Regions from separate parts of the Homo sapiens genome. Here all the other regions are linked to region 2. A link is a loop called in an ENCODE intact Hi-C map of the cell type or tissue named here. Cell type or tissue: heart right ventricle. All regions are shown on one strand. Region 1 overlaps LINC02827 (long intergenic non-protein coding RNA 2827). Region 2 overlaps CRACR2A (calcium release activated channel regulator 2A). Region 3 has its middle 19 kb from the start of CRACR2A.

Evidence for each region. A loop is a pair of places that touch in the nucleus more often than their neighbours do. Peaks named below come from ENCODE experiments on the same cell type or tissue, not always from the same donor. Only the 100,000 strongest peaks of a DNase experiment are listed, where the experiment ranks them.
Region 1: a loop joins it to region 2, with 2.5 times the contacts of the local background. A loop is called at or near these places in 13 of 110 quality-filtered maps.
Region 3: a loop joins it to region 2, with 2.4 times the contacts of the local background. A loop is called at or near these places in 12 of 110 quality-filtered maps.

The regions. Positions count from the first base shown.
Region 1 is chr12:3,309,564-3,317,563 of GRCh38, reverse strand. It overlaps LINC02827 (long intergenic non-protein coding RNA 2827), which reads right to left. Exons shown (of 5, transcript NR_187483.1): 3 at 563-735. The region is part of intron 1 of LOC100128253 (a long non-coding RNA gene); the gene reads left to right. Among named protein-coding and RNA genes, the nearest start is that of LINC02827, 13 kb to the right of the region's middle. RefSeq lists a silencer at 3,696-3,745 and an enhancer at 3,774-4,973. In heart right ventricle, a CTCF peak has its summit at 3,760; DNase peaks (open chromatin) are centred at 2,093 and 3,410; H3K27ac peaks cover 2,287 bases.
Region 2 is chr12:3,676,880-3,684,879 of GRCh38, reverse strand. CRACR2A (calcium release activated channel regulator 2A) reads left to right here. Exons shown (of 20, transcript NM_001144958.2): 5 at 4,531-4,642; 6 at 5,782-5,965. Among named protein-coding and RNA genes, the nearest start is that of CRACR2A, 72 kb to the left of the region's middle. In heart right ventricle, a CTCF peak has its summit at 3,410 (motif pointing right); DNase peaks (open chromatin) are centred at 49 and 3,385; H3K27ac peaks cover 1,871 bases.
Region 3 is chr12:3,767,668-3,775,667 of GRCh38, reverse strand. No RefSeq gene overlaps it. Among named protein-coding and RNA genes, the nearest start is that of CRACR2A, 19 kb to the right of the region's middle. In heart right ventricle, no CTCF peak of the experiment used is centred here; a DNase peak (open chromatin) is centred at 3,561; H3K27ac peaks cover 492 bases.

The sequences.
Region 1 (8,000 bases), 370 kb after region 2:
TGGCTCTGGTGAACATTCTCATCACCGTCACCATGGCCAAGCTCCTTTGAGAAGAGACCTACATAAGTAAGAGTTATTCTTGGGCCCACTGCCCCCAGACCCCCACAGCCTTGGCTGGGCCACATCCTCTAAAGAAGCTGGGACTGGTGGGAAGTTCGGGGGAACCTGGGTCCCTGGACCCGGGAACTGGACTGCATCCTCCCCTCATTTCTCACCCACATGTTCCTTTCTGTTGCTCCACCAGCCACCCAGCCCCACGGTGGGCCTTGCCTCGTCTGTTAGGTGGTATTTTCATCTTTGGTCAGATGACAGCCCCCATGCTCCAAAAATTCTCCTGCAGCCAGGGCTTGGAGAATCCCGACCCCTCTCTGGCATGAACCTCTCCTCATCCAGGGTGGCTTGTGTGGTAGAGCCAGGGGAATGGAGAAGATGACCTCTGAAGCCTGAAGGCTCTTTGGGAAGCAGGACACAAACATCCTGAAGAGCCAGCCTTGAGCTGGCTGCACAAGAGACTCATAGACTTTGCGTCAACATCCACCTCTCCAGGCTGCAGTGGGTGTACCTGTTCACCACCACCTCCAGCAGCACTGTCGCAGCGGAGCAGTTCTTACAGCCAATGAGCTTCCACACCACCTCCCTGCAGTTCTCTGCAACCGAGGCTCCATCCTGCACTGATGGGCTGCCTGACACGTCGGCCTCAACAAGCATTTCCAGCACATTCTCAGCTTTCCTGCTCTGCTGGGCAAAACACAGGGTGAGAAGGGGAGAGGAAGAACGGGACTGTGGCCCAGTTCTAGGCTTGGAGTCTAGCGAGGAACACCAGGTGCCTGCATTAAAAGGTAAAGGACCGTGCAGGTGGTTTGAATTTGTGTTTGGATTTGGTCAGAGGCTCTGACCTCTCTGGGCCTCAGGACTTTTCCTAACCTTTAGGCTGCCCTGTTCTTGGTATCTCCTCACTCTTGTTCTTGGTAGCCTTCCCTACCCCCCATAGCCACTTTTGTCCTAGGATGAATTATCACTGCGAGGGACACACCACTAGTCCTGCCCTGGGGCCCTTGCCACTGCTCTTATCCCACCTTCACCACCTGCACAGTCCCTTCTGTCCACCTGTGTGCACAGGTATCTGCAGGCTGCACCATCTCTGTCCAAAGCCTGTAAGAAGACAGCCACGGGAATGTCTAGTGCTTTCCAGGGGGGGCTGGGAAGAAGTGGCAATTGGTCACCTCCCTATACCTGAATCCACTGAGCATCCTCTGAGTCCCCTGCTCTGTGTCTCCCCATGGGGCACCTGGCCCCCATCCCCCCAGCCTGCTGGCCAGGCCCTGCTGCCCTCTCTGGGTGCTGCCCTGACTCAGCCCATTCCAACTAAGTTCTTAATAGTCCCAGCTTGAAGCTCAGTGGACGCCTGTCTTGGGCGTGTAGTTCTGGAATTCTGTTCTCCTTCCAGGCCCACCCCCCACCACACACACACACACACACACACACACACACACACGTTCCTCTTAGACCCCAACATTTGGGCTGGCGCTTTGGATGGCCTCAGCCACATTTTCTCTTTTTTTCCTATTTTATTTTTTGAGAAACAGGTCTTGCTATATTGTCCAGGCTGGTCTCAAACTCCTGGACTCAAGCAGTTCTCCTGCCTCAGCTCCAAGTTGCTGGGCTTACAGGTGTGAGCAAGTGCAACTGCTCAGCTGCATTTCCTTGATGTGCTTGTAGAATACCTCCTGCTTCCCCAGCATCCAGTTTGCTCCCTCCCTGCCTCTTCCAACTTAACCCTCACTCCATCGCATCTACAGCTCTCCTTACCCCAGCCCTGGTCCTCTTCTCTGCTCCCAGCCCCCCGGGTCAGGAATGTATGTTAGTATCAGAAACTGGCCAGAGCTCATCCTCTTGTCCTCACTGTAGAGCTGCTCCCAGTGGAATGGCTGAGTCCCAACCTCCACCATAGCTGCGGCTGGATAGCCCAGGGTGTGAGCCCTGGGCTGGGGCCAGGAGGGGTAGAGGTCACCTTCAGCCTTCCGACAATGACATCTTGTTACAGGAATGGCTTGAGGCTTCCAAATTCACATCCTCTGGTTTGCACAAACAGGCCAGGCAGCTGCACCTCTGAGCTGCCTCCAGTCCATGGTTAATTGCCAGAAAATAATTCGCCCTGAGGTCATTGCCGTTTAAACAGCTGGCTTCGTCTTTTCCTGTTTGGCCGGTCGTTCTGGGCTCCCTGGCCCTCCCTCCACCTGCTTCTGTGATCCTCTCAAACACAGCCGGCTGGGAGCCTCAGGCTGGGCTCTTCTCCCTCCAGCTTAACTTGGCGACGTCTTGATCCTTGTGTTGTGCTGATGCGAGGCTGTTCTGGGAATAGGCTAGTCCCTCCACCTTGTCGTGACCTGCCTGGACACCGAGCCTCCACCATCAGGCTATCACTTGCAGGAAATTTTGCAAACCCTGTGTCTCTCTAATCATACAGGATGGTTGGAGAGACAAAAGAGGAAAATGAATGCTTCCACGAAGCTCCCTCTTTGTGGCAGAATCAGTCCAATGGAGAAATTCTGAAATTCCAGTTTTACAAAGTTCTTCAAACTTACCTCAAGGATGGCACCAGCTGAAGCTCAGTTGCCCTGTCTCTTATGCACCAGTGCATCTGCCCCAGAAACTCTTATCTGGGGCTCAGTTTGCCCCCATGTGGTATAAGTCCCTCCAAAGATTCCATTTCTAGTTACTCGTCTCAATGTCACAATGAGAAATATTTCTGCATATTTCCTGCAAAGCGTCTCATTAAAGAAAGTATTGGTTTGATTCAGAAAATGCTATGCTGTTCCAGCTTCACTTTGGATCTATAGTTTTAGAAAGTATCCAACTCTGCTTCTAGTTTAAGCTGCCCTGTTAAAGAGTTAATGGAAAAAACCCCACTATGGTATGAGGAAGGGGTGGGAATTAACGTTTGGGTCCCATTCTGTGCCTAAAACACTGGTTCCCTCTATGTTTTGAGCCTGAAATTGAGTCGTTCTTATGGAAGGCAGATGCTAGAGGAGCTTTCTTTGGGATTCTCATTACCCGTTTCCATCAGACCAGGCCATTAGATGGTTGCTTCTAGAAGGATGGTGCAGCCCTGAGTCTGCAGGGGGCAGACCGGTCACAAAAACCAGAGTGGAGCTGGGGGTCAGACTGGAGTTCATTGGGTAGGTTCAGTTCACACCCTGGTGCACAGGGTCCACGAAGGCACAACAAGGCACAGGTGAGAGCCAGGAGGGCAAGCAGGGATCCAAGTGTACACAGCCCAGGGAGCAAGACAAGCAGAGAGGCCTGGAGCCAGAAGGAGGCTCGGAAACAACGATGCCAGCAGTGAGCTCACGGGTCAGAAGCTTCTGGCCCAAGGCTTTATGGAGGCCATGCCTGAGCTGAATATTGGTGGCTGAGCAGCCAATAAACGGAACACAGATGGGGCCAGGGCAGGGAATTCCAGGCAGGAGGAACAGCCAGAGAGCAAAGGCAGGGAGGCTGGAAGCTTTGCTGTGTGAGGATCTGTGTACACACAGGGAATGCTTCACAGGCTGTAGAGACAGTGACTAGCTTCTGAGATCAGAGTAGGCTGGGCTGAGTAATGGGAAGGGTGGAGGGGGCAGAGACCCACATTACAGCCCGTGGCCCTGAACCCAGGACAAGCCACGGGGGTGGAGGAGCAGGCAGGAGATGCTCCACCACTGCTGGCAAGGAGCAGGGCAGCCTGCCCAAGGGGGTACTGCCTGGAGCATCACTGACTTACCCCATCTGCTGGCGAGGATACAGAAGCTCAGCCCACAGGGCCACCATGGATGGCCCTAAAGGTTGTGTCCTATGCAAGGGGACCACAGAAGGCTGGTGCCCTGGACAGTTGGCAAGAGGCTGAGCGCAGGGCAGTGAGGGATGCTCGTGTGCCTGGGGAAAGCTTCCCTGGGCTTCCCTTTTTTTTCTCCATCTTCACCCTCTCACCCCTCACCCCTCCTGACACCCTGTCCCTTGGGGGAGCACCTAACACCCCTGTGTCCACCTGAACCACACCAGCCCTAACGTGCTGAATCCCCGCTAAATGAGCCCAGTGCTCATCCATCCATCCGCGCATCCGTTGTTCAGTGGGGAAAGTAGCACGTAGCAGGTCCGAGCACAGGCTCTGCAGCCAGAATTCCTGGGTTCCATGCCTCACCCAGCCACGTATTTGCTGTGTGACCTCAGGCAAGCTACTTAGCTTCTCCACGCACGTGTGCTCATCTAGAAAACGAGGCTGATGCTCGTGCCCACGTGGCAATGTGATGAGTAATGCTAGTACTCATCTCTGAGGGTGGATGGGAGAGACACGCAAAGTGTTTGCAAGGGGGCCGGCACCTGGGAGCACTCATACATGTTGGCTGTCACTGTCATGGAGCACCACCGTGTGCCGGGCTCTGCTTGGTGCTCCTGGGCTGCTCACATGAGCAAGGTGCTGACTCTGCCAAGGAAGGGTGCTTTTTTTTTCTTTTGGAGAAAGAAAAGGGATGCTTTCTGCTGCTCCCGCCCTGAAAACACTGCGTGCCCCTCTGCTCTTCTCCTACTAGGCTTGAGAAGCAAGACCAGCACACCCTGAGTTGGGGTGTTGCCTCCTAAGCCACTGGCCAGCAATTCTGGGGGGGGGGGTGGGGACGCTGAAGAGAATGCGGGGCTCTGCTGGTGCAGCATGGACCCTCCTTGGTCTGGTGAGCTGGGAGAAGCAGGACAGCATGGGGTCCAGTGATACTAACCGTGTGGAAATAGAACTCCTCCAGATTACAGGGCACCTGAGAATTTCTTACTGACTTTTGTTTAATAATTCAAAAACACATCAAATCAAACTTAATCAAGGCAAAAGCTGTCTCTGGAGCCTTCTTCGTGCTTCCTGGAGTCAAGCTCTTACAGAATCACGGCAGCACCCCCCTCCCTAGCTCACGAAGGAAGCTGGAGGACTCCACAGCTGCTTCAGGAAACAGACTGTCCCCAGGGAACCCTTCAGAGATCTTGGGACCAGACAGGATGTACCTGGACTCCTGGAATTCCCTCTCCAGCCTCCAGGTCCCGTGAGGATGTGAGCTGGAGCAGTACGGGCTTCCCTGATCCTTCCTGTGTCCAGGTGAGCAGCCTCCTGCCACAGAGCTGCCCTCCCAGGCAGGCACAGCGCACAAGGCCGTGCATGCTTCTGTCCGTGTTCCGTTCCTGGCTCCTCGGATCTTCCATTTGTGCCTCCCGTAGTGTATAGGGGCACATAAACAAATCAAGTCCCAGCGTCAGCTGTCAATGTGTGGCCCAGGGTTTCTCAACCTCGGCGCTACCGACATTTGGGGCCTGATGATTCTTTGCCGCAGGGGACTGCCCCATGCGCTGTAGGGCGCTCAGCAGCATCCCTGGTCTCTACCCACTGGTAATACTCCTTCCCCAGCTAATGACAACAGCAAAAGTCTCCAGACATTGCCAAATGTCCCCTGAGGGCCAAATCCAGCCAGGTTGAGAAGCACTGGTATAAATTTAACTAAGGTAATTGTTCTATGGTACTCTCGGAAGTACCAGAAAAAGATGAAACTACTGCCCTCAGTGTGGGGCTGGCACGCTCCCACGGGTTCCTGCTGCCTCCCAGGTGTGCTTTGTAAGACAGCGCACGCCCACACCTTAATCAGGGGATGTTCACCAAGCATGCCTCTACACTGAGCATGCACCAGGCACCGTGGAGGAGTGTGCTGGTCCCCATGCCCAGAAGCTCACAGTCATTCTGGGGGGACAGTGGTAACACCTGAAACAAAAGCAACTGATACAGGGCAGTGGGGGAAGTTGTGCCGTTCATCCAGTGGAGACCTACACCCAGGAATCATGCAGCAGGCATGCGGAGGGACACGGAGGCGGAGCCCCGCCTAGCTGAGGAGAGAAGGGGCAAAGCAGAAAGTGCTGGTGTCAGGAGACAGCAGATGACACGCTGCAGGCATTGGAGGGCAGGGAGTAGCCATCGCTGCTACCTGGCATGGCTTAGTGGAGCCATGACTGAGCTGAGCTGGGTATTGAAGGACAAGGAGGCACCGGCTTTCCAGGCAGTTGGGGACGGAGAGAGCAAAGGCCTGAAGGCTAGATGCCTGGCCTGCATGAAAGGAGCTTCATAAAGCAACACGAGGGATGTTTCTCCGCTTTGCAGACAGCCAACATGTGCCGCGGGAGCCCTGAGATGATTCCGATGCACGGAGGGAGCCGGGAAACGCTGGGTAAATGCAGGGTAGCGGGGCAAAGGTGGATTTGTTGGCATCTGTGCTGTCACACAGCTAAAGGCCCAACAGCCCGGCCCACTGCCCGGGAGTTCTAGCCAGCCTCAGTGCGGGATCCAGATGAGCAGGGCTCTTGGCCTGCTTCCTGGGGCTGTCACACCAGGAGCCGTGACTCAGGGCCTCCCCCACCCAGGTGAGTCACACACCTGCAGCCCTCCCGCTGCGGAAGCTGCTGCCTGGAGCCAGCAGCTGGGGCCACCCAGCCTCAGTCCCTTGAAGTCCCAGGCCAGCCCCTCGCTCCCCTCCCAGGTGTCCTTACATGCTGGAGCCCCTTACTCGGGAGGCTGTCCCCACACCCCTCACCCCTGCCCAGCACTCGCCCCCCCCTCCTCCTCACCCCTCCAGCAGGTCGGTAGCCTGTGTGATGCCTCTGACCGGACTTTGCAGCACTGGCGGGTGCTAACAGCCTGCCATTAAACTTAAGCGGTGAGGTTGTGTCTCTCCCTTCCCATCCTCCCTGTTCCCCACCCTGTCTTGAATAGCAACCAGGGCAGGGACTCCCAGGGGAGCAGCGTGACGCTGCCACCTCTTCAGGACTATCTTCTGGGCCTGACTCCCAGCCCATGGTGGTAATAGAAGGAAGGTGGTGAGATGCCAGGATGCAGCCCTCCCTGCTGCCAGCGGCCTGGGTCTCCCGTTCAGTTACAGACGCTGCAGCACCTCACTCCCTCTAGGTTCTGGGCGGCAGCAGGGAGTCGGCCTGTGCACCACAGTGGGAGGGGAGGGCAATTTGGAGCCAGCGGGAAAGGCACCCATGTCAGAGAGGAGCTGTGGGGCCCAGCAGTGCGGGGGTCTGGGAGAGCCCCTGGGTGCGGGTGGAAGCAGCCACACTCTGTCTGATGGGCCAGGCGGCTCCCAGGAGGGTGAGTGCTGGGCTGCACCAACCGCACCTGCCACTGGCTGACAAGGACCACACACCTCATGCTATGGGACCTCAACTTCAGGGAAGTCAGGAGGCAGGGCAGACCACTGAAGCCTGTCCCTCCCACCACTTCCCTGTTGGGTGCCCCCATCCACTTGGGGTGGGCAGAACCGGCAGTAGACATCTTCCCCATCTGCTGATGAGGACAGGGAGGCACAGCCCACAGTCAGGGCCACCGTGGATGGCCCTAAACGTTGCGTCCTATGCAAGGGGACCAGAGAAGGCTGAAATGCGGGCCACTCGACTCTTTCTGAGCCACATTTTTTCTCATTGGAGCACATTTTTCTAATTTACACCAAGGCACTAGCAGCCACCCGACTGGAGTCAGCAGATGGTGGAGACTAGACCCAAGGCCAGTTCATGGGCATCTCTGCCAGCCTCCCTTGGCATTCAGGCCCTACTTTTCAGGGGCTCCCCCAGCAGAGGAACCATCCACAAACCCTCGTCAGCCTCCTGCCTCAGCTTCCTGGGGATACCACTCAATACCACCCACAGACCCAGGCAAGCGGGGCCTTTGCCTGGGCCGCACTCAGCCCTCCTTCCTCCACACCTCTCCCCATGGAGCGGAAAGTCTGTGGGGCTGAGAGATGTCCCTTTGTGGAACCTGCGGCTCCCTTTCCCCACTTCTAGACCTCCTCCCAGGAACCCAGGAGCTTGGAATCCTCTGTCCATTCAGCCTATGCATGCAGCATCTGCACAGGTGTCCTGGAGCTGACGGGACCCCTGGGACGTGCCCCTCTCACCTGTACCCACACAGCACCACACCCAGCCCTCTCCACGGGCTCGGC
Region 2 (8,000 bases):
CTTAATTCTTTCTTTGGGCATGTGTCCTGGCTCCCCGCAGTCTGTCTGCAATGACAGGCAGCTCTGACTCTCTCTCTTTCTCTGGGCACAAGCGCAAGCATGCCTGCACAGTGTCAACAGGACAATTATATCTTTTACAGACAATAGTGGTGTACAGCCAAGTGATGGCCTTCTCATGTTATGGCTACATGGCTGTGATAACAAGTGGAATTATACGCCTGCACTCTAAACTTGCTGACTCACGCAGGATGTAAACATTCTACCTCGGTCTATCTTTGACCAAAGCACAGCCATATTCCTTACACAATGTATGGAGGCATTTTTTATTGAAACGACTGGTGAGGGAAGTGCTGCTGGCGTTTAGCAGGCAAAGGCTAGGGATGCTGCTACATATCCTGTAATACACAGGATGGTCCCTCCCCTGCCTTCCCCTCCACTACCCCCTTAACCAAAAATTGTCCATTCCAAAATGTCGGTAGTGCCAAGGTTGAGAAACTGTGGCCTATACCACGTAATCAGCCCAAGCCAAGCACATCAAGGTGCAAAGCAGGATAAAGGTTGATCCTGCCCTCCCACCTCCCACTCTCGTCCTAGAGAGATTTGGTATAGCTGAACTGTACCACAGGGAAGAGGGTGGTTGGTGCTGGAATGGGGGTCTGAAAAGAATGCTGTGATTGCCCCAAAAGGAGGGACAGTGTAATTCTGGACATAAAAAATGGATATCCTCTGATTTTTTCCTCAATAAAAATGTCATGGAAGCATGTTTGAAGCTGTGCAACCATACACTTTAAGCTACATGGGGTATGTTACTGGGCTGGTGACTAGGAAGGTAAAGGAGCCTGGCTGGAGTGCAACAAAAGACATCACTTTCCCGTGGCTCTGGGGCATGAACTCTCAGTACTGCTGCTGTAGATGCCTCATGTTCTAGGTTCTGGAAGGTTGCCAGTCACTATGAGTCTTGCTGAGAATTAGCAGTTGGGCTGGTCAGGTTCTGGAGTGTGTGAGGTCTAGACCAGCACTCTGTACATAGGAGCTCAGGGTCTCCTGCCATTGCTCTTAGTCAAGCGCTTATCTATGCCTTCCTTCAACACTTATCTAAATAGTCCATGTTTGTCAGCATTGGGCTAGATCCTGGGGACACAACAGTGCCTAACGAATGAGGTCCCTGTTCTCAGAGCACTGAGGGAGCAGACGTTCATCAATGAGTCACATCTATCAGTATATAAAATGCTAATTGGGAAAGATTTATGAATGAGAGAAAGGTAGTTTGGGGAGCTTGTATAACCTGACCTAACCTGGGGAGGTGCAAAGGCCTTACGGAGGAAGTGACGCAGGAGCTGAGAGTGAAGAAAGAGTGAGGCTGGTGTTTAAAGGAGCCAAGGAGTTCTCAAGAGCTCCCAGGGCCATGGGCAGTACGAATAGGAAGCTGAGTTCCTCCTCATGCCTCTCTTTTTCCCTGGCCCACCCTTCCAGGTGTGTGAAAAGCTGTGCGTGCCACAGGATCTCTGGAAGGCTGGGTCTTGGTGCTGGCAAGAGAGACTTTGTGTTCTGATTTTGGTGGTGCTGGTAGGTGGGTAGGTGTGGGAGGTAATGAAGGTGAGGGAATAACAGAATGAATGCCCTGGAGAACTATTAGACAGTTGCTCAAGCCCTGGATGGAAAATCAGTTCTTTTCCCAGCTGTGGTCTGCACTGTGACTTTAGGCTAATCTCAGAGCCTCACAGGCCTATTGCACAGTGGAATAAATAATCTTGCTCCCCTCCACCCTGCTTATCTCACTTAGTTAAAAATGTAGGCCAGGTCCAGTGGCTCAAGCCTGTAATCCCAGCACTTTGGGAGGCGAGGCCAAGGCAGGTGGATCACAAGGTCAGGAGTTCAAGACCAGCCTGGCCAAGATGGTGAAACCCTGTCTCTACTAAAAATACAAAAATTAACTGGGTGTGGTGGTGGGCGTTTGTAGTCCCAGCTACCCAGGAGGCTGTGGCAGGAGAATCACTTGAACCCGGGAGGCGGAGGTTGCAGTGAGCTGAGATCACATTACTCTGCTGGGTGACAGAGCGAGACTCTGTCTCAAAAAAAAAAAAAGTAATAATAAAAATAATAAAAATAATGTAAACAGTACCAGGGGACCATACCAGAATAAGCTGGTTTTCTGTGGCTCTGTAGGCCCTGAGCAGAGCGATAAATAAGAGATAATTATGGTTATTAAGACTAAAAGATTTTTCAAGGAGGGCCAACAAAACAAGGTGAAAGAATCAGGTGTAGTGAAGAATCAGGTATAGAATCAGTTGCAGAGAAGGCTGAAGAAGCACTCAGCGCTGACTTGCCAGCACTTGAGTAGTAAGAATTACTTGGAACCTATAATATTGCTTTCCCCATCTTTGCTGACAATGGGAGGAGGAAACTGACTTGAGATGTAGACAAGAACTGGGATTAGACAACAGGGGGATTTGGGGTTCGAAGTGCTGCTGGATTCAGGAATGGTGCCTAAGGTGAGCTGTGAACTAGCCTCTCCTGGTTCATGCTAACATGAGAAAAGTGTGTGGGGTGTTTGAGTGAAAGGCATGTTGAGGGTCCCGTTGATCTCTGGAATTTTCTTGCAGCTCATTTCTTGCTCCAGCCCAGTGCGAGAGACCACATTTTGAATCAGATCCAGCAATCCTAGTCTGAGGGTGGGGAAGGAGGAAGGATAATCCAAAGGAAGGACTGGAATGTGAGCGTGACAGGAGCTTGCGCTTTTACCCTACCTCAGGTGTGATGCTTCTTATTTCCAATGATGCTAATAAAATCCCTGCTTGCAAAATTGACTCTCTCCTCACCCGTGTTCTCCTACTGTAGCTTTTGAGACAGCTGGTTTATGGATTGTTGATAAGTCAGAGATTCTGCTGAATGCTAAGCAGATATACTTCCAGAATCTTTGCACACTCTCTCTCACTCTCCTTCCTTTTCTGAAAAGCCCATTCATATTTAATTCAATTCTTCTAAATGGCTTCCACATCAGCCTGTCTTCCCACTTTATAATGCATCATAGTCTCCCTTAATGCATGTACCTGCCAAATTAAGCTTTATGGCTTATCAGCTAGAACTGCCATAGGATCAAGCCAAGTATTCTTGCCAATTATGTTATGGGCTTTCACACCTGCCAGCTCTTTTTTATTGTTGAGGTTGGTATATACCTTTCTTCTTACAAAGCCCCGCATTCATTGTTTTCAGCTGTCAGTCACTTCCACACTGGCAATTTCGCACGGTTACCGCTTAGGTAACTGGGAGGAAGGGAGAGGATCGGCTGAGATATAACTCTCTGGGGAGTTCTCATTTGGAGACCTAGATTATTTGGGTATGAGGGTACACTTGCTTCATCTATGCAAGTTAGCCTTGGCTTGGGGCCATTGCACATCGGGCAGAAGGCCAGAAGGGAGCAGCAACAGCTCAGCTGCTTTGCTCTTGGGCCTATTAATTGTTCTCTGCCCTTCCCTCCTTATGAGGTCTGAGTCTGCTCTAGACTCAAATCCAGCGATAACCTCCTCACACTATCTTGTCCAGTCCCCCTTTAACACACAAATACTCTTGGGGCCTTGATACCTTAAGCCAATGGCAGTTGAGATCTTATTAGGAATTCCTTACCAGTCAGCAGGGAGCTGGAGTGGAACCTGGACTCGGGGCCTGGGTGTGGGTCACTCAGAGGTAGGAAGGGGGATTATCCCATATCCCCTCAGAGCTCAAGCACCAAAATGTGTGTCCACAGACACTTACAAATGCAGTGCTGAGGCAATGGGACACCAGGGGCCTCCAGCAGGAGAGGCCTCAAGTAAGTGACCCGCACCCGCATCGTGGTACGGGAGAGGAAAGGGGGCTTAGGGAGAGCAGGGAAGACAGGGTTTGAAGCCTGGCTCTGCCACGTACTTCCTTGAGGGGCCTCAGTGGGCCATGAGTCTCTCTCTCTCTCTGCCTCCCTACTACTTTATATTGAATGCTTTCTGTATGCAGGCACTGTTATATGCTTTACATTCATGATTGCATTCAACTTTACAGCACCATGCTGTGTGAGTATTATCCTGAAAGTATTTGGTCCTGTACAGTTTGAGTCCTTTACAGATGTTGAGAGTGCTGGCTTTGGAATCAGAGCTGGATTTGACTCCTGGCTATGTCATTACTAGCCATGTGACTTTGGAGCAGGTAATTTCACCTCAAACTTCATCTGTAAAACAGAGATAATAGTGCCTAGCTCAGAGTGTTGTCATGGGAATTAAATGCAGATAGATAAATAAATGCATATTTACATATTTGTTTATTTATAAATCACCTAGCAAATGGCCTAGTACATTCGTAGGCACCCAATCAATGGTAGTTGTGCTAACATGCAAAGGAGGAGAGGGATGGTGAAGCAGTCTGGATGCAGAAGCTTTCTACTGGCTTTTGTAGGACTGGGCCGAACTCTAGACACTTTCTGGCAGAAGGCTCTGCAGTCCCAGGTCACCTCCCCCACCAGTGAGTGTCAGTGTTAACCAGTACACTCTGGGTTGTTTTCAGAGGCTGCATAAGGAGCTACCGCTCAGCCTGGAGGAACTGGAGGATGTGTTTGATGCCCTGGATGCTGATGGCAATGGCTATCTGACCCCACAGGAGTTCACTACTGGATTTAGTAAGTTCTGATGGGTGCTGGGGACCTCAGGGTTATGGGTCTACCTAACACTGTATAAGGTGCATTCCTGTCCCTTGTAGACCTGGGGGGCAGGTAGTAAAGCTTTCCTGCCCTCCTTTCAGGGACCTGGAGCTCAAGGTCTCCAGGCTCTAGATTGCTTGGGCCTCCTCACATGCCCGTCTCAACTGCTTACATTGCCGCTTGCTCAGTGCCCACTGCACTGCCATTACCAAGCTCCCTCCCACTGGGACTGGCAAGGGAGATGGACGGAAGCTCTGCAGAAGCCATAGCATAAAAGGGGGAGCTGTGATGAGATTTGCAGCCTCTCCTTTTCTGCCTTCATAGAAAAATGGCCAAAAGGTGGGACAACTGGATGGCTCATTCCAACCCAAGTCTGGCTGAATTTTCCAGGTTGAGGGATAACAGCTATCAGAGGAATTTCTAGAAGGTTTGAACAGACTAGACATTCTCAAGGTAACCAGGAGGAAGAAGAATCGAGATCTATGAACAATATAAAGAAACCAGACACACTATCCTATCAGATACATCAAAAGCCATATATCTGCCTTATGTGTGGGGCCATATAATTTTCTTGTAAGTATCTGATGCCTTTCCTGACCTTCAGGAGCTTCTAATTGACTTGGGAGGATAAGACAGACTGCTGTAACACTGGACAGTATGAGTATGGAGGAAGTACACTGGAAACTGTTAAGGAGCTTGTAGATGTGAAGTCTAGTGATGCTAGCGGGAGGATGACTAGGATGACAATAGGAGCCTCTGCAGTCAGGGTGCTGGAATGCAGTGCAGGGAAAGGCCTTGTTGCTTAAAGAAGAAATCAACGGAGATGCGTTCTAAGCCAGATGTTAAGGGACTGAGAACCACAAAGGAGACACCGTATCCGTCTTACATTCTGCCATTCCCAGATTCTAGCATCACTGATGGGGTGTTTGTGGAAGTGGAAAAGTCACAGAATCTGGAACGTGTCCACGGACCCATGTCCATGGATCTTTGCTGGAGGGGCTTTCCCTTCCCTTTCCTTCTCTCAGATGAACCTTCAATGATTCCTGGCAGGTGAGAAAGCTGAGCTCTTCCTGGATGGGTATGGTCTAATTCGGATCCTTGTGCCCTGCACCCCCCAGGTCACTTCTTCTTCAGCCAGAATAACCCAAGTCAGGAAGATGCAGGTGAACAGGTGGCCCAGCGCCATGAAGAGAAGGTGTATCTGTCCAGAGGGGATGAGGATCTGGGCGACATGGGCGAAGATGAGGAAGCCCAGTTCCGGATGCTGATGGACAGACTTGGAGCCCAAAAGGTGTTGGAAGAGTAAGTGGTGACAGTGATTTGTAGAACGGAGACCAGCCTGGTAGGAACCTCTTCCTGTGTCCATTCAACAATTAACATTTGTTAACCATGTGGTGCTGGTCCCTGCACTGGAATGCAGTGCAGGTAAAGGCCCGCTGGTTCTGCCAGTGGGGGCCTGTCCTTTGTGATGACCTGGCTGTGTGTTGGGCTCTGTCTCTGCTGTTTACATTTTTTTTTCTTTAGGAATCATTCCTATTCTCCTTCTCTCCCACCCCCTCTACCTTCCTCACTCCTGGCCATGCATTATCCCCCAGTCCTTGGCTCAGCCTTGCTCCTCATGAGGCACTCACACATCAGAGGTCTGTACCATGCTCTCAGGGTTTTTCATGGAGTTCTCCCTAAGGCTTCCTATCACCATCAGCTCCCCAGCATCTTTACCTCTCCTGGGTCTCTAGAGCTACGGTGCCTCCCAGCTGCCCCAGCTGTGGGTGCCTTCCTGGCCAAAACCCATCATGTGGAAGCATTTGCACACGGTATCCTCGGCAAACCAGGCTTGTGCAGGAAGCCAAGGTGGGAAATGAAGCAGTTTTTAGCAGGCCACTACTTGGAAAATTGTAGATGGCTGAGATCTCAAACAAAACATAACTACCCCTCCACCATTTTTTTTCCTAAAATGTGCTTTGGAATAGACACAGGGATCTAAGCCCTGACATTGAAGTAAAGTAAAATAAAATAAGGAAAATGTGGTGTTACAGCTAGTAGAAACCAAACAGAGGGCCTGAAAAGCATGTAATACCTTCTGCCCCTTTAGCCTTTGCCTTTGGCCTTTTTGTTTTGGGGTCCTTAGGTCTTGGGTTAGATGTATGTTTCCTGTAGTGTGGGAATGCCCTACTGATTACAGCTGACATTTCCTGAGCTTGGGAAGAGAAGGGGCTAGGGTGGAAAATGATAAAAAGGAGACAAGAGAGAAGAGGCCTATATACGATTTGCAGGCCGAAGCTCTGTGAATTTTTCAGCAAACAATTTGGTAGACTGTGGCAGAACTGGGAAAGGCTGGCGAAAGTGTGTTCCAGGCAAGAAAGGGATAGGCAAGTGCCTGGGGAAGATCCTGGTGGGGGCGCTACACAGGAAGTGGAACTCAAGACCAGCAGCAGTAGCAGGTTTGCTGAAGGCCTGGAAGGGGCTGCAGCAGGTGTCGACCACAGAAGGTGTAGCTGGCAGGTGGAAGGGGCACAGGTGGGTGGGAAGCTCATTAGTCATACACCTGACCCAGCTTCTCCAAGGACAACAGGCCAGAGCACAGAGACCATTCCTGGTGACAGTGTGACACCTCCTCCTGGAGAAGGGGGAAGGAGAAGGCAGTGCAGGTGAGCTGAGGCACCGTAACGGAAGGAAGGGGCCTCTCTGCCCAGCCCTCACTGCAGGGTAGCAGCCTTACTGGCAAGGTTCTCAATTAGAGTCCACCAGACGTGACTCTGAGGACCTATAGTAAGGCAGTGCAGAACTGAGCCAAAATGAGATGTCCCGAAGAAGAGGAGGTTTTGTGGAGGTTTCAAGAGTGGTCTGTAAAAGATGATACACAGAAGATGGTGACCAGCCACTTCCATCCTCACTGAAGTGGGCTTAGATTGCAGCATGAGGGAAACATTCACGGCTGTGAGACCTCAGATAGGGAAATAGAAAAGGCTATGAATATTTGAGGGCTCTTTAAAGATTTTGCTCACCAAAATGATTTGTGTGTTGTTCTGGAAGCAGTGAAATGGATTGATAAACCTCCCAGAATCCTTTCTAGCCTATACTCCCATATCCTCCCAGGAGGGGTGGCCTTGGTGTGTTCTAGAAGTTCGAGACTGGGCATCTGCACTTTGACTTTTCTTGGTGGTCCGATTGGCTAAGCGATTTGGCAGCTTAGTGAGCTTTGGCTTGTTTTTCATCAAAAGTTGAAAGACTTGTCCCTTCTCCAGAAATCTGGGGCAAGTTGTTGTTGCCATGACTAAGTAGTTCAAAGAGTGTTGGAAGAGGAGCAGGTGGGTCTGCAAATCTCACTGGGGACTTG
Region 3 (8,000 bases), 91 kb before region 2:
AGCAGTAAAAGGTATTTCTTGGCTAGATGCATAAGCATGCCACTGATGTGATGCGACATTCAGGGAGAGGAGCAGGATAAAGCAAGGGGGAGTGCAAGAGCAGTGAGGCTAGGGAGAGTTAAGCATGACAATAACTTGATCTGTAGAGCTGGCTAGGGTTCTAAGAACACTTTGCAAGTAGAATTAGATTGTAGATATTTTCATTTGACATCTACGTTTTTGAAATTTAGGCATATTTTAAGACATTATTTCTGAGTCTAGTTGCTTTCTCTAATTCTATTTCCAATTCTCTGTTTCCTCTCTTACCTTTAGAAAAGTGTTTGATCTGATACAATCAAATAAAATGCCGTAAAGTCAATATCACGGTTTAATGGTCTGATCAAGATTTTGCATTTTCCCCATATTTCCAATATAAAGTTGTTTGAAACATTTAAAGTCTCCTGAACCACTTGACTTTTCACATCCTAAACATACTTTGAGCCCAGTTAGTGAAATTCACTGAATCAAAGAAATGGAGAGTATTAGAGGTGGATGGGCTTCAGAGGTATATTAGTCAGTTCCCACACTGCTATAAAGAATACCTGAGACTGGGTAATTTATAAGGAAAAGACGTTTAATTGACTCACAGTTCTGCTTGGCTGGGGGGCCTTAGGAAACTTACAATCATGGTGGAACGTGAAGAGGAAGCAGGCACCTTCTTCACAAGTCAGCAGGAGAGAGAGAGAGAGAGAGAGAGCAAAAGAGCAAGGAGGTGCCACACTTAAAACCATCAGCTTAAACCATCACACTTAAAAACCATCATGATAGTGAGAACTCCCTCACTATCACGAGAATAGCATAGGGGAAACTGCCCCCATGATCCAATCACCTCCTGCCAGGTCCCTCCCTCGACACATGGGGATTAGGATTCGAGATGAGATTTGGGTGGGAACACAGAGCCAAACCATATCAAGAGGTCATTTAGTTCAGCTGAGGAGAAGAAAAGTCCCAAGTTAAATATAGCTTGCCAAGTGGCTGAACTAGGAAAAGAACTCAAGGGATATTTCATCAAATCCATTGAGCAGCACTGAATTTGAACCTCAGCTCCTGATTGCAATGGAAGAAGTCTTCAGAACGCTGGTGGTATGTTTGTGCTGCTCTTTTCTCCACACATTAGTTCAGTTGACTTTTTTTTTTTTTTTTTGAGACGGAATCTCACTCTGTCACCCAGGCTGGTGCAGTGGCACGACCTCGGCTCACTGCAAGCTCTGCCTCCCGGGTTCATGCCATTCTCCTGCCTCAGCCTCCCAAGTAGCTGGGACTGCAGGTGCCCGCCACCATGCCCAGCTAAGTTTTTTTTTTGTGTGTATTTTTAGTAGAGATGGGGTTTCACTGTGTTAGCCAGGATGGTCTCGATCTCTGACCTCGAGATCCGCCTGCCACGGCCTCCCAAAGTGCTGGGATTACGGGCGTGAGCCACCGTGCCCGGCCCAGTTCATTTGACATTTCTGACTATCACAGGCAGCACCAAACCTCATCCTTTTCCATTGCAGAGCTGTTCCAACTGCTGCCTTTGGATTTATGGAGAAATGACTGCATTTAGCAAAATATGTCTGTTTTTTTTTAATGACAGTCTTAAGTCTGACTGATTATATTTATCCCCATCTCTGTGTTCTTCTTTCTGAAATACACACCTCTCTCTTCTTTTCTTTTCTGCTTCCATTGAAGGACTTTTGGCCCAAGTGGGTGTTTGTATTCATTGCACCAGCCAGCCCAAGTAGTCTAGGGAAGGAAAAGCTGATAAAGATTTTGCATATTTGTCAGCCTTCTCAAGGTCTTCCGACAGTCTGCCGGGGGCTTCATTGTTCCTTCATGGGGTATTACTTAAGAATCTTTGTCTATACAGCGGAGTAAGCAGTGATGAGACAGATCCTAATGCAGCACAGGTGCACACCCCCTGTTTGTCTATCGTTGTGCTAACAGCAGAACCAGCCCACCCAGTATTTAAAACACTAAGCAGAACCACCCATCTGAAGGGACCATGCATTGTACAAAAAGCTGTCCTCATTCTCTAAGCTTCCAAAGAAACTGCCTTCTAAGCAAGGCACGCCCTTGGCACCTCTGCAGGTGGACAGATCTTTCCCCCATAACCCATACATAGCTCTGGCCACCCAGGACACCAAAAGAGAGAGTTCATTTTCTGTTCACAGCCCCTAAACTTTAGTCTCAGGACAGAATGGGGCCCAAAGGTCATGCAGTACAACCATTTATATTCTTGTGATCACACTGGAAGGTTCTCCATGTGTAACTTATGGATCTTGCCAAGATAGAGCCTGAGTCTGTGTCCCTATTATTTAAATGCCTTTTGAGTCAAGGAAAGGTTAACACTGGCTGTCTGGAGATAAGTCCAAGTTATAACTGGCATTCAGTGTCTACATAATTTACTCCAGCATGTATTTATAGACTTATCTGCTTCTGCTTCTCAATCCAATTTCTGTATTTTAGCAAAATAATATTATTTTTCTCTCAAATTCACCTTGTGCGTTTCCATTTCTAAAAACTTCTTTCTCCAGGCACATGTTATTTCCTTCCATCTATATTTCTCACATTCCTGCAATCTGTCAATCAAAATTATATCCATCCCTAAGATCTGATTCAAATCACGCCTTCTCCAGAAAGGCTTTCCTGATCGTTCTAGCTAAAAGGCCTCTCTCCTTCCTCGAAACTCTGATATCTCAGTTTGTCTGTCTGTTATCACCTTACCTTATAGCTTAGTTATTGTATACTCACCTTCCCTACCTCCTGCTTTAGTTAGACTGTAAACTCTCTGAGGACAGGGTCATTCTTTTTAATCTCTGTATCCCCCACAGCCTCTAAGACAGCCTTTTGCACTTAATAGGAGCTCAACAAACATCTGTTGGGAAATGAATGAGAATCACATAATGAGTAGTTAAGGAAACATGAAATGAGTAGTTAAGGAATTTTAGAATCCTGAAAAACTCAGCTGGTGACTGGGTCCCGAGTAAAAGAGAAGAGCATGAGCAGGAAGTGAGCTGGTTTGATCCCTCTTTGGAGGCAGCCAGCTGCAGCCCCAAAGAAATCTATTTCGTTTAAAAAAACAAAAACAGCAAACAAAGTTGGCAGAGGAAGTGATGACGTCAACATTCCGTTTCTGCACAGATGTATCACTCAATTAAACTCAATAGCTCAAACACCAAATTACTACATCTTCACCCCTCATCCTCCACCTAGCTTTCTCAAAACACACACACTCATGCCTAGGGGACAGACAGCAAATATGTTTTAGAATTTTGGTAGGTATTCTTGGTAGGGCAGAAAGTGTCATCCAGAATTCTCTCCTCAGGTACTATATGCTGGGAAAATGGGGATAGCAATATGTGTGTGCAGTGTTTCAGTTCTTTTTTGGTAAAGGCCAAGATTGTAGATAAAAATTCATTTTAGTTGGATTTCTGCCATTACTGGTATCAAAAATAACTCCATTTTAGTGATGCTGAAAAGTACTGAGCAGGTGGCTGGAAACCTGGCACACTGTCCCAGAGATCCTGGCAGCAAACTCTGAGAGTGCACAGGGACATTGGATAGCTAGACAGGGCATGGCCCGAGCAGGGTTGGCTTTGACTGGGGCTACATGCAATCAGTGTAGGTCAGAAGGAAGGAGAGAAAATTTATGTCACAACAAGATGTCACCTACACAGTTGAGGAGCTGGTCATTGCATGTCCAGAGTTCACACCTCCATTGCTGAGTCAGTATTGAGAGTCAGGTTGCTTTGTTTTGTCTTGTTTTTGTGTGTTTTTTTTTGTTTTCACAGCCTTTTTGAGGTGTCATTTATATACCTTATACCCATTGCAAGTATACAACTTAATGATTTTTAATAAAGGTATAGAGTTGTATGACCATCATCACAATCCAGTTTTATTACATTGTCATAATCCTAAACATTTTATTAAGCTCATTTGCAGCCCAAACCAACTTCTACCCCACCTCCCCAGGATAATCATTAATCTGCTTTCTGTCTCTATAATTTGCCTCTTCTGGACACTTACTATAAACGAAATCATCTAATATATACTCTTTGCATCTCTCTTCCTTTTTTTTTTTTGAGACAGAGTTTCGCTCTGTCGCCCAGGCTGCAGTGCAGTGGCACGATCTCGGCTCACTGCAAGCCCCACCTCCTGGATTTACACCATTCTCCTGCCTCAGCCTCCAGAGTAGCTGGGACTGCAGGCGCCCGCCACCACGCCTGGCTAATTTTTTGGTATTTTTTTTTAGTAGAGACTGGGTTCACCGTGTTAGCCAGGATGGTCTTGATCTCATGACCTCGTGATCCGCCTGCCTCAGCCTCCCAAAGTGCTGAGATTACAGGCGTGAGCCACTGCGCCTGGCCTACATCTGTCTTTTTTAGGCATACTTTTTATTAGGTTCATTCATGTTGTAATATGTACCAGTATTTTACTCCTTCGTATTGCTGAGTAGTATTCCATTGAATGAGTATACCATATTGGGTTTATCCACTCACCAACTGGTAGACATTTGGATTTTTTCCAGGTTTTGGCTAGTACAAATAATGCTGCTATGCACATTCAATTATGAGTCATTGTATGGAGATGTTTTCATTTCTCTTGGATAGATTCCTCAGAGTGAAGCCACTGAGTCTTGGGTAAGTTTTTGTTTAACTTAAGAAAGAACCAAAGAATTTTCCAAAGTAGCTGTACCATTTTCATTTCTTCCAGGAACATGCAAGCATTCCAGTTTCTCCACACCCTCACTAATACTTAGTATTACCTGTCTTTGAATATAGCACTCTACTGAGCATATAAGAGTATCACATTATGTTTTTTTTTTTGAGATAGAGTCTCGTTCTGTCCCCCAGGCTGGAGTGCAGTGGTGCGATCTCAGCTCACTGCAAGCTCCGCCTCCCGGGCTCATGCCATTCTCCTGCCTTAGCCTCCCGAGTAGCTGGGACTACAGGCACCTGCCACCACACCCGGCTAATTTTTTGTATTTTTAGTAGAGACGGGGTTTCACCATGTTAGCCAGGATGGTCTCGATCTCCTGACCTCATGATCCACCTGCCTTGACCTCCCAAAGTGCTGGGATTACAGGCGTGAGCCACCGCGCCCAACCCACATTATGATTTTAGTTTGCATTTCCTTATGACTAATGATGCTGGGTGCCTTTTCATGTGTTTATTTGCTATTAATATGTCTTCTTTGGTGAAATATTTATTCAAGTCTTCTATCATTTTTTAATCAGTTGTAATTAAAATTACTATAATTACTGAATTGTAAAGCTACCTTTTATATTCTGGATACTAGACCTTTATTAGATATATGTTTTGCAAATATTTCATCCCAGTTTGTGCTGGTCTTTTAATTTTATTAGGGTTATTTTTTGAAGCACAAAGGTTTTTAAATTTAATAAGGTGCAATTTACCAATTGTTTCTTTTATGGATCCTTCTGGAGTCATAAAGATTTGCAGAAGATTTCTCAAAAATATTTTTCTCCTATATTTTCATTTAAAAGTTTTATAGTTGTAGCTCTTCTACTTAAGACTGTGACCCCTTTGAGTTTAAGGAGAATGTAAGAGAAGGGTCTAAGTTCATTTTATTTCATATAGATATCCCTACCCAAGCCCCTACTGTGGAACAGACTATCCTTTCCAAATCGAATTGTCTTGTCCTTCATTAAAAATCAATGGACCATAAATGTAAGCTTTTGTTTCTGGATTCTAAATTCCATTTAAAAAATCTGTATGCTTGTCTTTATGCCAATACCACATTGCCTTTATTACAGAATAAGTTTTGGGCATTGCAAATCATCCAACTTTTTTCGCCTTTTATAAAATTGTCTTGGCTATTCTAGGTCTTTTGCATTTTCGTATAAATTTTAGGATCAACTTGTCAATTTCTACCAGAAATCCTGATGGGATTCTACTATGTTGATTCTATGGATCAATTTAAGGAGAAGTGATATCTTAACAATGTTGCATCTTCCAGTCCAGAAACATTTCATCTTCATTTATAAAGATCTCAGTTTGGACTTAGTTTGCTATTCTTTTTCTTTTTCTAGTTTCCTATAGTGGAAACTTAGGTTGTTGGTTTTAGATCTTCTCCTTTTCTAATACATTCATTCAATGCTATAAATTTCTCTCTAAGCACTAGTTTCACTGCCTCCCACAAATTTTTATGTTTTATTTAATTTTCACTTAGTTCACACTATTTTTAAATTTCTATTGAACTTCTTTGGCCCATGTATTTTTTAGAAACATATTTTGAGATTTTCTAGCTGTCTTATGTTATTGATTCCTCATTTAACTCCATTGTGGTGAGAACATACTTTGAATGATTTCTATTCTTCTAAATTTGTTAAGGTTTGCTTAATGGCCTGGAATGTGGTCTATCTTGTTGAATGTTCATGTGAGCTTGATAGGAATGTGTACTTTACTTTTGTTGGATGAAACATTCTATAAATCTCTATTAGATCCAGTTGTTTAGTGCTGCTATCCGGTTCAACTCTATGCTTATTGATTTTCTGCCTGCTGAATCTATCAGTCAGTCACTGAAAGAGGATGTTGAAATCTCCAGCTATGTTAGTGGATTTGTCTGTTTCTCCTTGCAGTTCCATCAGTTTTTGCCTCACACATTTTGACTCTCTCTTGTTAGACGCATACGTGTCAAGTATGGTAGTCCTCTTTGAGAACTGGTCCCTTTACCACTATGTAATGCCCCTCTTTATCCCTGTCAATTTTTCTTGTTCTGAAGTCTGCTTTGTCTGAAATTAATATGGTTATTATAGATTTATTTTGAGTAATGTCATCATGGCATCTTTTCCTCCACCCCTTTAATTTATTCTATCTGTGTCTTTTTATTTAAAGTGAGTTTCTTATAAACAGCATTTAGTTCAGTCTTGTTTTTTAAATCCATTGTGACAATCTCTGTCTTTTGTTTACTTAGACCACACTTTTTTTTTTTTTTTCTGAGACGGAGTTTTGCTCTTGTTGCCCAGGCTGGAGTGCAATGGTGCGACCTTGGCTCATCGCAACCTCCGCCTCCCAGGCTCAAGTGATTCTCCTGCCTCAGCCTCCCGAGTAGCTGGGATTACAGGCGTGCACCACTACGCTTGGCTAATTTTGTATTTTTAGTAGAGACGAGGTTTCTCCATGTTGGTCAGGCTGGTCTCGAACTCCCGACCTTGGGTGATCTGCCCACCTCGGCCTCCCAAAGTGCTGGGATTACAGGTGTGCGCCACTACGCCCAGCTAATTTTGTGTTTTTAGTGGAGACGAGGGTTCTCCATGTTGGTCAGGCCGGTCTTGAACTCCCGACCTTGGGTGATCCGCCCACCTCGGCCTCCCAAAGTGCTGGGATTACAGGCATGTGCCATTACACCCGGCTAATTTTGTATTTTTAGTAGAGACGAGGTTTCTCCATGTTGGTGAGGCTGGTCTCGAACTCCCGACCTTGGGTGATCCACCCGCCTCGGCCTCCCAAAGTGCTGGGATTATAGGTGTGATCCACCACACTTGGCCTTGTTTCTTATTCTTAAGCCTGGCTTCCTAGGCTTCCCGGCCTAGAACACACATTTAAAGTGATTTTTGATATAGTTGGATTACTGTCTATCACACTTCTAACTATCTTCTTTTTTTTTGTACTTATTCTTTGTTTCCTTTTCAAATTTTCCCCTTTCCCCACCTTCTCTGAGTTTTATTGAGCATTTTGTACGATTCCATTTTCTTTCCTTTCTGCATATCAATTACATTGTAAAAAATATTGAGTGGTTGCCCTAGTGTGTATAATGTGTGTTTACAACTAATCTAAGTCCACTTTCAAATATTTATCTATAATTATATATTCTTAATTTCTCCCTCTTGTTCCTTATTGCATTGCTGTCACTCATTTATCTATATGTTATAATCACCTAATACATTGTTATTATTATTTCTTTGAACAAGTTATTATCCATTACATCAATTAAGAATAAGAATAGTAAAGGATTGTATT